Linked DNA regions of Homo sapiens: all the other regions are linked to region 1. A link is a contact called in ENCODE Hi-C data. All regions are on one chromosome and are shown on one strand. The core of a region is the stretch at or near the end of the contact, and the rest is flanking DNA. Distances in the headings are between cores, read along the strand shown.

What was found. Hi-C counts contacts between places; a loop is a spot of excess contacts on that map. Pooled maps may share reads with other maps.
Region 2: a loop to region 1 is called in a map of CD8-positive, alpha-beta T cell, with 4 times the contacts of the local background. The contact joins the promoter of BCL2L11 here to the promoter of ANAPC1 in region 1. A Hi-C loop is called at or near these places in 2 of 168 maps with a recorded cell type or tissue (CD8-positive, alpha-beta T cell and naive thymus-derived CD4-positive, alpha-beta T cell), 1 of 37 single-sample maps with no recorded cell type and 9 of 50 pooled maps.
Region 3: a loop to region 1 is called in a map of OCI-LY7, with 6 times the contacts of the local background. The contact joins the promoter of CKAP2L here to the promoter of ANAPC1 in region 1. A Hi-C loop is called at or near these places in 2 of 168 maps with a recorded cell type or tissue (CD4-positive, alpha-beta T cell and OCI-LY7), 1 of 37 single-sample maps with no recorded cell type and 6 of 50 pooled maps.

The regions. Positions count from the first base shown.
Region 1 is chr2:111,881,985-111,885,965 of GRCh38, reverse strand. ANAPC1 (anaphase promoting complex subunit 1) reads left to right here and starts at 1,773. Exons shown (of 48, transcript NM_022662.4): 1 at 1,773-2,024. RefSeq lists enhancers at 1,250-1,399, 1,743-2,536.
Region 2 is chr2:111,118,886-111,123,037 of GRCh38, reverse strand. It overlaps BCL2L11 (BCL2 like 11), which reads right to left and starts at 2,124. Exons shown (of 4, transcript NM_138621.5): 1 at 1,850-2,124. RefSeq lists silencers at 40-599, 1,392-1,686, 2,020-2,559 and enhancers at 1,570-1,689, 2,840-2,919.
Region 3 is chr2:112,762,922-112,766,891 of GRCh38, reverse strand. It overlaps CKAP2L (cytoskeleton associated protein 2 like), which reads left to right and starts at 2,283. Exons shown (of 9, transcript NM_152515.5): 1 at 2,283-2,330. The coding sequence starts at 2,294. RefSeq lists a silencer at 1,904-2,063 and an enhancer at 2,514-2,653.

The sequences.
Region 1 (3,981 bases), core at 524-3,023:
GTTTACTGAGAATGATGATTTCCAATTTCATCCATGTCCCTACAAAGGACATGAACTCATCATTTTTTATGGCTGCATAGTATTCCATGGTGTATATGTGCCACATTTTCTTAATCCAGTCTATCATTGTTGGACATTTGGGTTGGTTCCAAGTCTTTGCTATTGTGAATAGTGCCGCAATAAACATATGTGTGCATGTGTCTTTATAGCAGCATGATTTATAGTCCTTTGGGTATATACCCAGTAATGGGATGGCTGGGTCAAATGGTATTTCTAGATCCCTGAGGAATTGCCACACCGACTTCCACAAGGGTTGAACTAGTTTACAGTCCCACCAACAGTGTAAAAGTGTTCCTATTTCTCCACATCCTCTCCAGCACCTGTTGTTTCCTGACTTTTTAATGATTACCATTCTAACTGGTGTGAGATGGTATCTCACTGTGGTTTTGATTTGCATTTCTCTGATGGCCAGTGATGGTGAGCATTTTTTCATGTGTTTTTTGGCTGCATAAATGTCTTCTTTTGAGAAGTGTCTGTTCACGTCCTTCGCCCACTTTTTGATGGGGTTGCTAAACTTTTTTTTTTTAAAAAAGTTTAAAATATTGGCCGGGCGCAGTGGCTCACGCCTGTAATCCTAGCACTTTGGGAGGCCGAGGCGGGAGGATCACGAGGTCAGGAGTTCGAGACCAGCCTGGCCATCGTGGTGAAACCCTGTCTCTACTAAAAATACAAAAGTTAGCTGGACGTGGTGGCGGGCGCCTGTAATCCCACCTTCTTGGAAGGCTGATGCAGGAGAATTGCTTGAACTCGGGAGGCGGAGGTTGCAGTGAGCCGAGATTGTGCCACGGCACTCCAGCCTGGGCGAAAGAGCGAGACTCTGTCTCAAGAAAAACACACACACACACACACACACACACACACACACACACAAACAAAAGTTTAAAATATCAATTAGGTATATTTGTATTTAACTGTTTCATGAATCTTTGTTTCTAACCTTTCTCCTATAACCCATTCTTTTTTTTTTTTTTTTTTTGAGACAAGGTCTTGCTCTGTTGCCCAGGCTGGATGGAGTGCAGTGGCGCGATCATAGCTCACTGTGGCCTCAAACTCCCTGCTCAAGTGATCCTCCAGACTCCCAAGCAGCTGGGACTACAGGTGCGCACCACGCCTCCAGGCTAATTAAAAAAATTTTTCTTTTGTGGAGACAGGGTCTCGCTATATTGCCCAGGCTGGTTTCAAACTCTTGGGCTCCAGCAATCCTGTCGCCTCGCCTCCCAAAGTGCTGGGATTACAGGCGCGAGTGGCCGCTGGGGTTCTTAACTTGGGTCTTTGAATCGCCTTAAGAAGTGTCTCTGAATCTGGGAATTGCAAGCAACGTTTCTGTGAGGACCTTCACACAGTTCATCCACTCTTCGAAGAGTATGGACCGAAAAAGGCATAGAGCATTCACTGCACGTAGAGAAAATCAGCAACCCCTGCTCCCCACCCTCAGCCTGAGGTGCCTACCTCCACGTGGGGTCAGGAGGCGGAAGCGAAACCAGAAGAAAAAACCCTGAGATCTATAAGGCAGTTCAGGTCCCTAGTGACATGAGCTAAAGAGAACTTGGACGCCAGGACTGTAGCAGACAGAGTCCGGCTTCGGGGTTCGCATCAGTCGCACGGAAGGTGGAAATAGCCCCCAAGTTGTAACCCGCCGCGGTCTTCCCTCAACAGCGCAGGCGCCAGGACTGCTAGGACGCCGCGCACCTCCCGCGATGCCCCGCCCCGGCGCGAGGCAAGACGGGAAAGTCAAGATGGACGCGTCCATTTGAACGTCTCGCACGCCTTCCTGCCATTAGCACTCGAGCCCGCTGCTGTTGCCCGTTCTTCCTCCAGAATAGGGGAGGGAGAGGGAATGAGAAGCTGCTGCGGCCCAAGAGTCACTGTGAAGGACCCCGCCGCTGCCCTCGGGCCTCCTCGGCCCCTGCGCCTCCGGGGAGCAGCCGGGGCTCGCCGCGCCTGACGCGTCCCGAGTTATACAGGTGCGGGCGCCGTACCGCAGCACTTGGTGGTCTGTCGCGCGCCGCGTGACTCTCGCACCCGTCCCGAGGCCGAGCCTCCCCTGGTGGCCGTAGGTCTGGAAACCCGGGGTACTGGGAACCCGAGGGAGGGCCTTGAGCGTGCTCCGGGGCTGAGGGGGCCTGCGGGCGCTCCTGGCCTGCGGGCTGGGGTGCTCCTTCCGGCTCCTGCTTGCCAACCTCTTTCCTGAGCTGTGCGTAGCATCCCATGTGCAGCCTCAGCTTTCAGACTGGCCTCCAGCCCCTCTGAGCTGTTTTTCTGAGCCTCGGGCTCTCAGCCTGTTTTCACCGTCCTCTAGAAAGGCTGGGGAAGCTCTTGTGGAGACTTAAGCTCCCGTTAGTGTGCATTTGGGTCTCTTTTTTTTTTTTTTGGCAGGGTAGTGTTTGTAGGAATCATTGCTGATACTGTTATTTATAGCATATAAATTTAATAGTATTTTTACGTGTAGCTGTTTATGTTGCACCTAACAAGTAAAAACATTTCTAAAAGTTTGGGGTACTGAAAAAGTATTAAATATGTGGCATTAATCGGTACAAAATGATAATTCTTTAACAATTCTGTAATTTTCTCTCAAAGTTATAAGAAAATAACATTATAAAATTGCAGAACTAAAGTTTCATAAAGTCAAAAGTTCGTTGATGTTGGTTATTCTGTTGAATAAAATATAGGAAGACCAGCTGAATTTTGTTTTCTTTTAAGGTTTTTTTTTTTGTGGGGTTTTCTTTTTTTTTTTTTTTTTGAGAAGGAGTCTTGTTCTGTCTCCTAGGCTGGAGTGCAGTGGCGCCATCTCAGCTCACTGTAACCTCTGGCTCCCGTGTTCAAGCAATTCTCTGCTTCAGCCTCCCAAGTAGCTGGGATTACAGGCGCCCGCCATCACTGTCTGGCTAATTTTTGTATTTTTAGTAGAGATGGGGTTTCACCATCTTGGCCAGGCTGATCTTGAACTCCTGACCTCGTGATCCACCCGTCTCGGCCACCCAAAGTGCTGGGATTACAGGCGTGAGCCACCACGCCCTGCCCCTTGTAAGTTTTATAAGGCACTTTTTACTTGTGTTCCAAGTTCAAGTGTCCCAGTACTCATTTATTTCTAGCAGGAGGAAGAACAAAACTTGTGTCATGTTTTGTGACATAATTATATCCAGAATAACTTTTCTTTTTTTTTTTTTTGAGACGGAGTTTTGCTCTTGTCCCCCAGGCTGGAGTACAATGGCGCGATCTCGGCTCACTGCAACCTCTGCCTCCCAGGTTGAAGCGATTCTCTTGCCTTAGCCTCCCAAGTAGCTGGGATTACAGGCGCCCACACCATGCCTGAGTAATTTTTTTTTTTTTGTATTTTTAGTAGAGACAGGGTTTGACCATGTTGGCCAGGCTTGTGTCAAACTCCTGACCTCAGGTGATCCTCGCGCCTCAGCCTCCCAAAGTGCTGGGATTGCAGGCGTGAGCCATCGTGCCTGGCCAAGAATAACATTTAATTCACAGCAAAATAACTTTGTGGCTTTGGAGGAGCTGCAAAGGAACTACATAGGCTTTGGCTGTTTGTGTAACCATATAGGATTCTTGCCCTATGAGCAGCAAGTCAATACACGGAAACAACGGGGATTGCAGCAGATAAAGTGTTTTACTTGCAGGGCCACCGAACTAGGAGACTGAGGAAACTTCAAGTCAGCCTCCCCAAAGAGTTAAGGTCTAGAGGTTTTTTTTTTGCTTTTGGTTTTTTTTTTGAGACAGAGTCTTGCTCTGTTGCCCAGGCTGGAGTACAATGGCATGATCTCGGCTCACTGCAACCTCCGCCTCCTGGGTTCACGCCATTCTCCTGCCTCAGCCTCCCGAGTAGCTGGGACTACAGGTGCCCGCCACCAAGTCCAGCTAATTTTTTGTATTTTTAGTAGAGATGGAGTTTCACCATGTTAGCCAGGATGG
Region 2 (4,152 bases), core at 875-3,374, 760 kb after region 1:
GCGAACGCCTGCAAGGTCTACAACTAGGTCCGCAGGCTAGGCGACACCGGTGCGCGCCGCGCCGCCTTCATCCCACAGACCCTCCCCTCAGAAGGCAATCACACCGAAACTCACGTCCGCGCCTTCCCTTCAGAGCGCAGCGTCCGGGCCAGGGACCAAGCCCCGCGGCGTCCGGCCCGCGCCCTTCGCCGACCGGGCGCCCCCTGACCGTCACCACGAAAGCAGCGCAGGAGACAAAGCCCGGGACTCGGGTTCAGAGTCCCCGGCGCAGCGCAAAGCCCGCGCCTTCCCGCCAGCCCGCCGCCGCGCTCCGCCGGGCAGCCGAGGGCTCCGCACGCCGCGCCTCTGGCCCGCGCTGCCCCGGCCGCAGCCGCCGGGAACATCCTCCGCCTCCTCCCGCTCCTCCCCTCGCGCTCTGCGCCCGCCGCCGCCGGCACCGCCGACCTCCCCGCGCCGCTGGCGCCGGGTGCCCGCGTTCCCAATTGGTCCGCGCGCGGTCGCTCCGCGCCGCAGCCAATCGGCAGCCGCGGTGGGGGCGGCGCCTACGGGTCAGGCCGCCAAAGGCGAGGCGATTGTTGACAAACTCGCCTCCGAGCGCTGCTCTGGCCGTGGTCGTGGCGGCTGCCGCTTCGTCGGAGGATTTGAGGGCCGGCTGGCCCGGCCACCCTGCCCATCCCTGTGCTCCTTCCGGACACAAGCCTTAGCAGCTCCCGCCGTCCTGGACAGCCAGTCACCTGGAGACAAAGCAGGACTTGCGCCGCGCCCGGACCCGCAGGGCCATCCCCAGGCCCAGTCCTCGCCACTTGTCCTTGTTTTGGCCCGTCGGGGGCAGACCCTAACGGCCGTCACCGCCCTGGCTGTGGCAACTATTCTCCTCCAACAACTTCCTCTCTCTCCTGGTGCGCCGCAGACACGAGTCAAAGCCGAAGAGCCACCCCTGGCCGCGGACGCGCACGTCCGCGACCATCGAGTAAATTCACACCCTCCGCCCTGGCGTCCGTCGGGCCCTCCACCAGCAGCGCCAACCCTGGGGCAACAGGTCCCAGAGGGCACGGCGCCGCCAGCCTGCACCGCGAACCGGGTCGGGTGTGCTCGGGCATGCGTGAGCCGCTAAGATAGCCCGGCCCAGGGACCGAGCAGGTTCTGCCGGCCGCGACTAGTCCCCTGCGCGGTCCAGGTGGTCAGGGGAGGACCTAGATTTCTCGCTGCCAGGGAATCGTGCGGATGGCACAGGCCGCAGGACTCCTGCAGAGCAAGCAGGGGCCCCAGGTACGCTTGAGAAAGCGAACGCAGCAGTGGCCCCGAAACCTTGGCCTGAATGAGTAAAAGGAAAAGCCGTGTCTCGTCAGTTAAATCACCACCGCAGTTCCGCAAATCCTCCGCAACAGGCCCACGCGCCCCAAAAAACCAAGACACGAAACACCCTCACACTGCGCGGCCGCTACTCTGAGGGCGCCGGAGCCGGCGGCGAGACTTTCCAGCTGGGCGCACAGCCCGATACTACGAGCAGGTCCTCAGCTCCCGGGCCGGCGCCGAAAGGCACGCGCTGCCTCTCCTCCTGCCCGGACCTACGACCCTTCACCAGGCCCGCGCGCAGCATCCCGTCCCAAGCCGCACTTCGGCCAAGAGCCTGCAGGTTCCGCGTGAACGACTTTTCTTTAAAGAGAACCTGCCCGAGAGGGAACCCGATCCACACGGATCCCCACCTCCCGCCGGCGACAAGCGGCGCCGATGCAAGCGTCTCCGCTCGCACGTGCACGGGAAGCGGGCAGTAGGTGGTGCCGTTCGGGCTCCAGCGCTAGTCTTCCTTCGGTGCCAGGCCCGCGCCCCGGGATTTGGAGGTATTTACCTTGCGTTTCTCAGTCCGAGAGTCAGAGTCAGACATTTGGGGGAACAAGGGCCAAGAAAGGGCGCCGAGGCGGTGGCGGCGGGAACGCAGCGAACCGAATACCGCGATGATGCGATCGCAGTGTGGCAGGGTTCGCAGGGTGGCTGCAAGAATCAAGTGGTGGTAGTGGCGGCGGCGGCGGCGGCGGCGGCGGCGGCGGCGGCGGCGGCAGCGGCAGCGGCGCTGGACGCAGAGCTCCAACAAACTGCAGACCAGGCGGCTGCGCGGAGCGAAGTGAAACCTGCGCGGCCCTGCAGCCCAGCTCTGGCTGGCGGCCCCGCTCCTACGCCCAATCACTGCGGACCCCGCCCCCGCTAGGTCCCGCCCCGGCGCGCGGGCTGGCAAGCTCCGCCCCCCTCGGCGCCGCGGCCGCCGGCGCGTGCAGGCTCGGACAGGTAAAGGCGGGGGTTGCCCCGCTGGGTTGCCTCCCGCGCGCGCCGCCGTCCCTGGCGTGTTTACCGGAGTAACTCTGCCTGCTGGCGGCCATGTGCGCGCCCATCCCCCACCCCGAAGTGTACCCTAGCCTCCCGCTCACCTACCCCAACCCGGCGGCGGCCGCGGCGTGCGCGGCACAGAGGGGGCGCTCCGGTCACAGCCTCCGCTGGCCCGGCCGGCGGTGTGAAGCCTCGGGAGGCGCCCTGCGCTCTCACTGTGCCCTGAGTTTCTAAGCCGCTCTGGGGCAGGCGCGGGGACTGGGTTGGTCCTCGCGAAGGCGCGGGGCGAGGTCTTTGAGCTCTCCTCCCTCTGAGGGTCCCTGGCGCCGGGCGGGACGCGGATCAGCAGGCTGCGCATCTTCCTCGCCCGGGCCTCTCGCGGGACTCAGGCACCCTCCTCCTGCCACCCCGCAGGGGCTCTCCAGCTTTTCTTCCGCGCCCAGTCGCCCTAAGAGACAGAGGCCGTGGGGGCAGGACGCGCCCAGAAAACGGCCAGGCGCGGTCCCAGTGGGCGTCTTCGCCGCCTCCCGGGTGAGGGCGGGAGGCATGTGCAAAGCAGGTAAAATAGGGAAATGAAAAAAGCACTCAGAAAAAAAAATCCTTTTAGGAAAAAAAAAAACGAGGTGAATGGCGGCCTCCAAGTGAGAGAGAACGTTGCGCACTGCATTTGGCTAGGACCCCCAAGATTTGCTGGGCTCGCAGATAACCTCGTAGGAGCTCCCTCGACTGGCTGAGGCCAGTGAAGGCAGAACAGCTGAGTTCGGGCCGCGGTGCGGGAGCGCAAAATACCCCGTCCCTCCTCCCCTCCCGCCTCCCCACCCATCCCTTTCCTCCCTGGAGTCCGCAGCACCTCACTCTACCTCCCAGGAGACCAAACTCCATGCCGCCTCTCCAGTCCTCTGAGTCTGCACCCGGGTCTGCTCTCCCAACGCGTGGCTGGCGCCCCAACCCCGGCCCTCCTGTCTGCTCCTCCCGCGCCTCAGTTCCCCAGCCCCAGCTTCTAGACAACTGCAGCGGGGGTGTGGGAGGTGGATCGGGAAATGGAACATCCCGCAGGTGAGGTCAGGCTAGATGGATTAAGGAAACTCTGTAAAGGGACCACCCTACACACCACCGCAGCCGGCAGGGAGAAGGAAGGGGCCTTGCCGTAGAGGAGCAAGTGAGGAGGCGTTGTCCCGCCGTCCGGCCGCCTGGAGCAGTTTTTAAATTCATAAGCGCTTCTGTAACGTCAGTGGGACACAGCGCAGCCCCATGCCAAAGTCTCAGCGCATTTTCGGGTGAATTTTGAGCGAGGTGAAGGAGGCCTTGGGTTCCCGGAGTCGCTGGAGGACGCGCGTCGGGCCCCGCCCAGTTATTTCGCTGCAAGAGGGAAAAGGCACGAGCGTGGACACGGCTAAGTAGACTCGGAGGCCGGAGATCGGTCCTAACCGGGCCTCGAAGTTCCTACCGCGGACGAACTTTGCTCTTCGCGGCCGTCCCGCGTCGCACCCGGGGAAAAGCAACACAACTTGCTGCGCGGGCTGAGAGCCCGAAGCCCGCCGCACGCCGCAATGCTCCGCGCTCCCCGCGGGGTCGGGCGACTCAGACAGGGACCGGAAAAGAACCACGCAGAAGAAAGCCCTATTTCTTGTCGTCTGTTCCTGTGCAGCCTTGCAGCCTCGCCGCCCCCGCGTCGCTCGCTCTCGCGACCCTGTGAACACTTTGAAAAACAAGAGTCGGGGGAAGCAACGGGCTAAGCGCTGCTATTTGGGGCACTAAAAGGAAGCCGGCCAGAGGTGGCGGGTTCATGCGTCCCCCGAGACCCAGGCCGCGTCGGGGGCCAAGAGCCCT
Region 3 (3,970 bases), core at 1,034-3,533, 880 kb before region 1:
GGCTCAAGTGATCCTCCCACCTCAGCCTCCTGAGTAGAAGGGACTACAGGTGTGTGCCACCATGCCTGGTTAATTTTTGTAATTTTTTTTTTTTTTTTAAGAAACGAGGTCTTGCTATGTTGCCCAGTCTGGTCTCAAACTCCTAGGCTCAAGCAATCCTCTTGCCTCAGCTTCACAAAGTGCTGGGATTGATTACAGACATAAGCCACCATGCTTGGTAGAGTTGAGAATTTTTAAACCTGCCTAGCTATTTTCCCACATTTTGTGTCCTACAAAATAGACCGTCAAATACCCAAAGGATGGAAAAAAACGAGGCAGAACTGGCCTATGTTGCTCCAAAGGACTAGGACCAGTAAGCAAGGAAGCTCATTTGAGTTCATTTTAAGTTTCCTAATAAGCAGGGGTCTCCAATAACAGGACAGGTAAGGCAGCTCACCAACACCAGCAGTATACCTGCAAAGGTGCAGTACCTACATGGGGTCTGTGGAATACTCCAGCACTGCGTGGGATATCAGGCAAGGTGACTTCTACAACTGACATGCATTCAACCACCTAGATTCTACAAAGACCAAAACAAAACCGCCTTCACTTTTCTGAAACTGTTGGTGAAGGAGTCCCTTTCTCAGTCATTAACAAAAATAATGATCAGTTTTCCTATTTTAAACATTTAATACACTATTGAAAATATCAAAATGCATAAATCCAGAAACCCTGGCTCTCTTCCAAACTCCCTATTTACGGCTAAAGAGAAGGGCTGCTGCAGTGGCTTCATGCCCTGCTGAGTACCCAACTGGTAAGCTGAACCTGGCCAACAGGTGCCCAGATATGACTGCCCCTCCACACACGACTTCTCCAGCATCCATGGAAGAGGAACCTTCATACACAAGGAGCCAAAAGCATTTTCCAGACCTCTTTAAGAAACTGGAGAATAGATGAAACAGGACAAACTTCAAAAGAAAAAAAATTTAGGATTAAAACAAGGGGAATGAAGTGTGTCTAGGGATTCAGGACAACGAGGCCTGCGATCTCCTAGTAACTAGGAGAAACTAGGCCTGCGTTTCTCCGTTAGCCTTATGGCCTTATAGTCAGCTGATCAGGTGAAATCGAAAATATACCTTGAACAAGAGATCACCGTGAGAGGAGTAAGGCAGTTTCTCAAAAAATTAAAAATAGAATTGCCGTTTGATCCAACAATACCACTTCGTGGTATATACCCAAAAGAATGAAAAGGAGAGTCTCAAAGAGTTATTTGTGCATTCATGTTCATATTATTATTCACAATAGCCAAAAAGTGGAAGCAACTCAAGTGTCCGGAGAGGGATGGACCAAGAAGCAAAATGTGGCATCTCCACACAACGAAATGCTATTCCCCCTTAAAAGGAAAGGAAATTCTGACACATGCTACACATGGATGAACCTTGAATACTTTATGCTAAGTGAAACAAGCCAGTCACAGAACAAATACTGCATGATTCTACTTATATGGCACCTACAGTTGTCAAATCCATAGAGACAGAAACTAGAATGGTGATTGCCTGGGGCTGGGGGAGGGAGGAGTGCGGAGTTAGTGACGGGTACAGGGTTTCATTTGGGAAGATGAAAAAGTTCTGGAAAGGACAGTAGTGGTGGCTGTGCCACAATGTGAGGGTACTTAATACCACTAAACTGCACATTTTTGAAAAATTTAACACTTTAAAATGGTTAAAATGGTATATGTGATGTTATGCATATTTTACCACAATTAAACGAGCCACCCTGCAGTACTAAGAACTAGGAGCCTTTAGATGCATAAGACCCATATGTCCTCTTTATAATATTATTTTTTCACAGCTCCTGTGAGTCTGAGACTTTGAAAGGACAGAATCAGGTAGCGGCCCCAGCATCCTGGGAGGACCGCCCTGTCTCTCCGCCCAGGGACTCCCGGCGCGCCAACCCCAGCTGGATTCAGCGTAACCGCCCCCCAACCACCAGCCCGGCTGAGGCCCCCACGGAGGGTCCCACGCCCACTCGGAGGCGCACTCACAGGCGCACTCAGAGGCGGGCGGCGCCGCGCCCCGAGGAAGCCGCCCTCAATGCCGAGGTGCGCTGCACGTTCTTCCAATCAAAGGGCCCCAAGGTCGGGTTCTCAAGGCCAGAGCCAACCGCAAAGAGCCTATTGCCTGTTGTCCCGCCCTCCCGTGCTGACGACTAGCGAGTTTCAAACCCGCAGGAGCCAATGAGGACGCGTGGACGCGCGGCACGCCGGTCCTGGCTACAGGCGCGGCGTTTGAAGAAAAACTGTCACTGAAGAGTCATGGTGGGGCCCGGGCCTACCGCTGCTGCCGCTGTCGGTGAGTACGACCGCTGTTCCCGTTATTCTCAGGCGTTGGAACACGGCCGGGGAAGTAGGAGGCCACCGAGTGAGTTCGTCCCGCGGGAGGTGCCCGTCCGCTCGCCTGCCTAAGTTTCCCCTGGGCGTTTTCCATCCCGGGAGCGCAGACGGGACCCCCAGGTAGACGTCTGGGTCCTGGGCGGGGGAGGCTGTGCGCAGGCCCAGATACCTCACGGGCGTATTTCCAGAAAGCCCTGCAGCAGCCTTGCAAAGAGATGTCATTGTCACCACGTTCCGGATAAAGAAACTGAGGCCCCTTGCTCGGGTTTTCACCAGCAGTGGGAAGCTGCGCGCTGTTTTGATCCACATTTGGCTCCAGGCAGAGCCGGGCGTGGTCCTCTGTGCCAGGAGGCGGGGTCTGGCCGAAGCCCGGGTCTCCTGCCTCTGGCGGGGCTCTCACTCCACACCTCTCAGCCTGCGGTGGTTAGAAGTTGATTGGTTAAATCTGCACCCAGGGCTAAGGCTTCTGCGTTCCCTAATCTCTTAGATGTGCTTGGAGCCCTTTCCTACCTTTCAAAATACTCCTGCTCAGATGCCACTTTCTCCAAGATACGCACCGTTGTTTTGTTTCATCCATTATTCCTGTTGATGCCTACGAGGTCCTAGGCACTTTACATAACAAGCTTTAAAGATGGCATTTCTGTCCGCCTTATAGGCTTAGCAGCAGCAAAGTTTGCTAATTTGCTAGAAGTCACGGAGGTGGGACTCCAACCCCCTATGTCAGCCCCTACGCTCTACATTGCCCGCCAAGCTGTCTCTAAGGATAGATACATGAGCATCAGAGAGCAAAACAGGGCAACTCCGTTCAGATGAGGTTAAGAGTCGTTTGGCACCCCTGTCGTCTTTTTGTCTTCCTTCACATCATTATTTACTTTTAACCTTTTCTAGCCACCTACTCCCCTCATTTATGCCCTACCTCTGAACTCCCATACTTCTTTTCGTCTCTTATGGCCCTTAGATTTTACCTTATACTGTAATTGTTGCTGTGTTGATTTTATCTCCACTACTAGTTTGAAAGTTCTTGAAGGCAGAAATTATTGACTTGTCATCCCCTCACAAATGGCTTGCGTAGAAAGTCACCATAGTATAGGTGTCTGCCGTGAGCAGACCGGGCGTATTTTATCCTTAGTACCAACAAAGGAAGCCATATAAGGGTTTGTGGGTAAAAATCATCATCCCTGTAAAAAAACAAAAGACGTAAGACCAGGCCTGGCTCACCAGCTCAGGTGGGCCAGTAACAGAAATTCTTCAAAACAGACTGTTGTAGCTGAGAACAGTGGCTGTGAGCTCCAGGGTTAGAAAAGCCTGTTTTCAAGTCCTGGAATTGCCACATATTAGCTGGGTAACTTTGGGCATGACATTTACTCTCTCTGAATTTCAGATTGCAAAAACTCATTGGATTGTTTTGTGGATTGAAAGCAATAATGTAAATTTAGGCCGAGTGCTTTGACTTACGCCTGTAATCCTAGCACTTTGGGAGGCCAAAGCAGGAGGGTCACTTGAGCTCAGGAATTTGAGACCACCCCTGGCAACATAGTGAGATCCTGTCTCTACAAAAAATTTTTTTAAAATTATCCAGCATGGTGGTACACGCCTGTA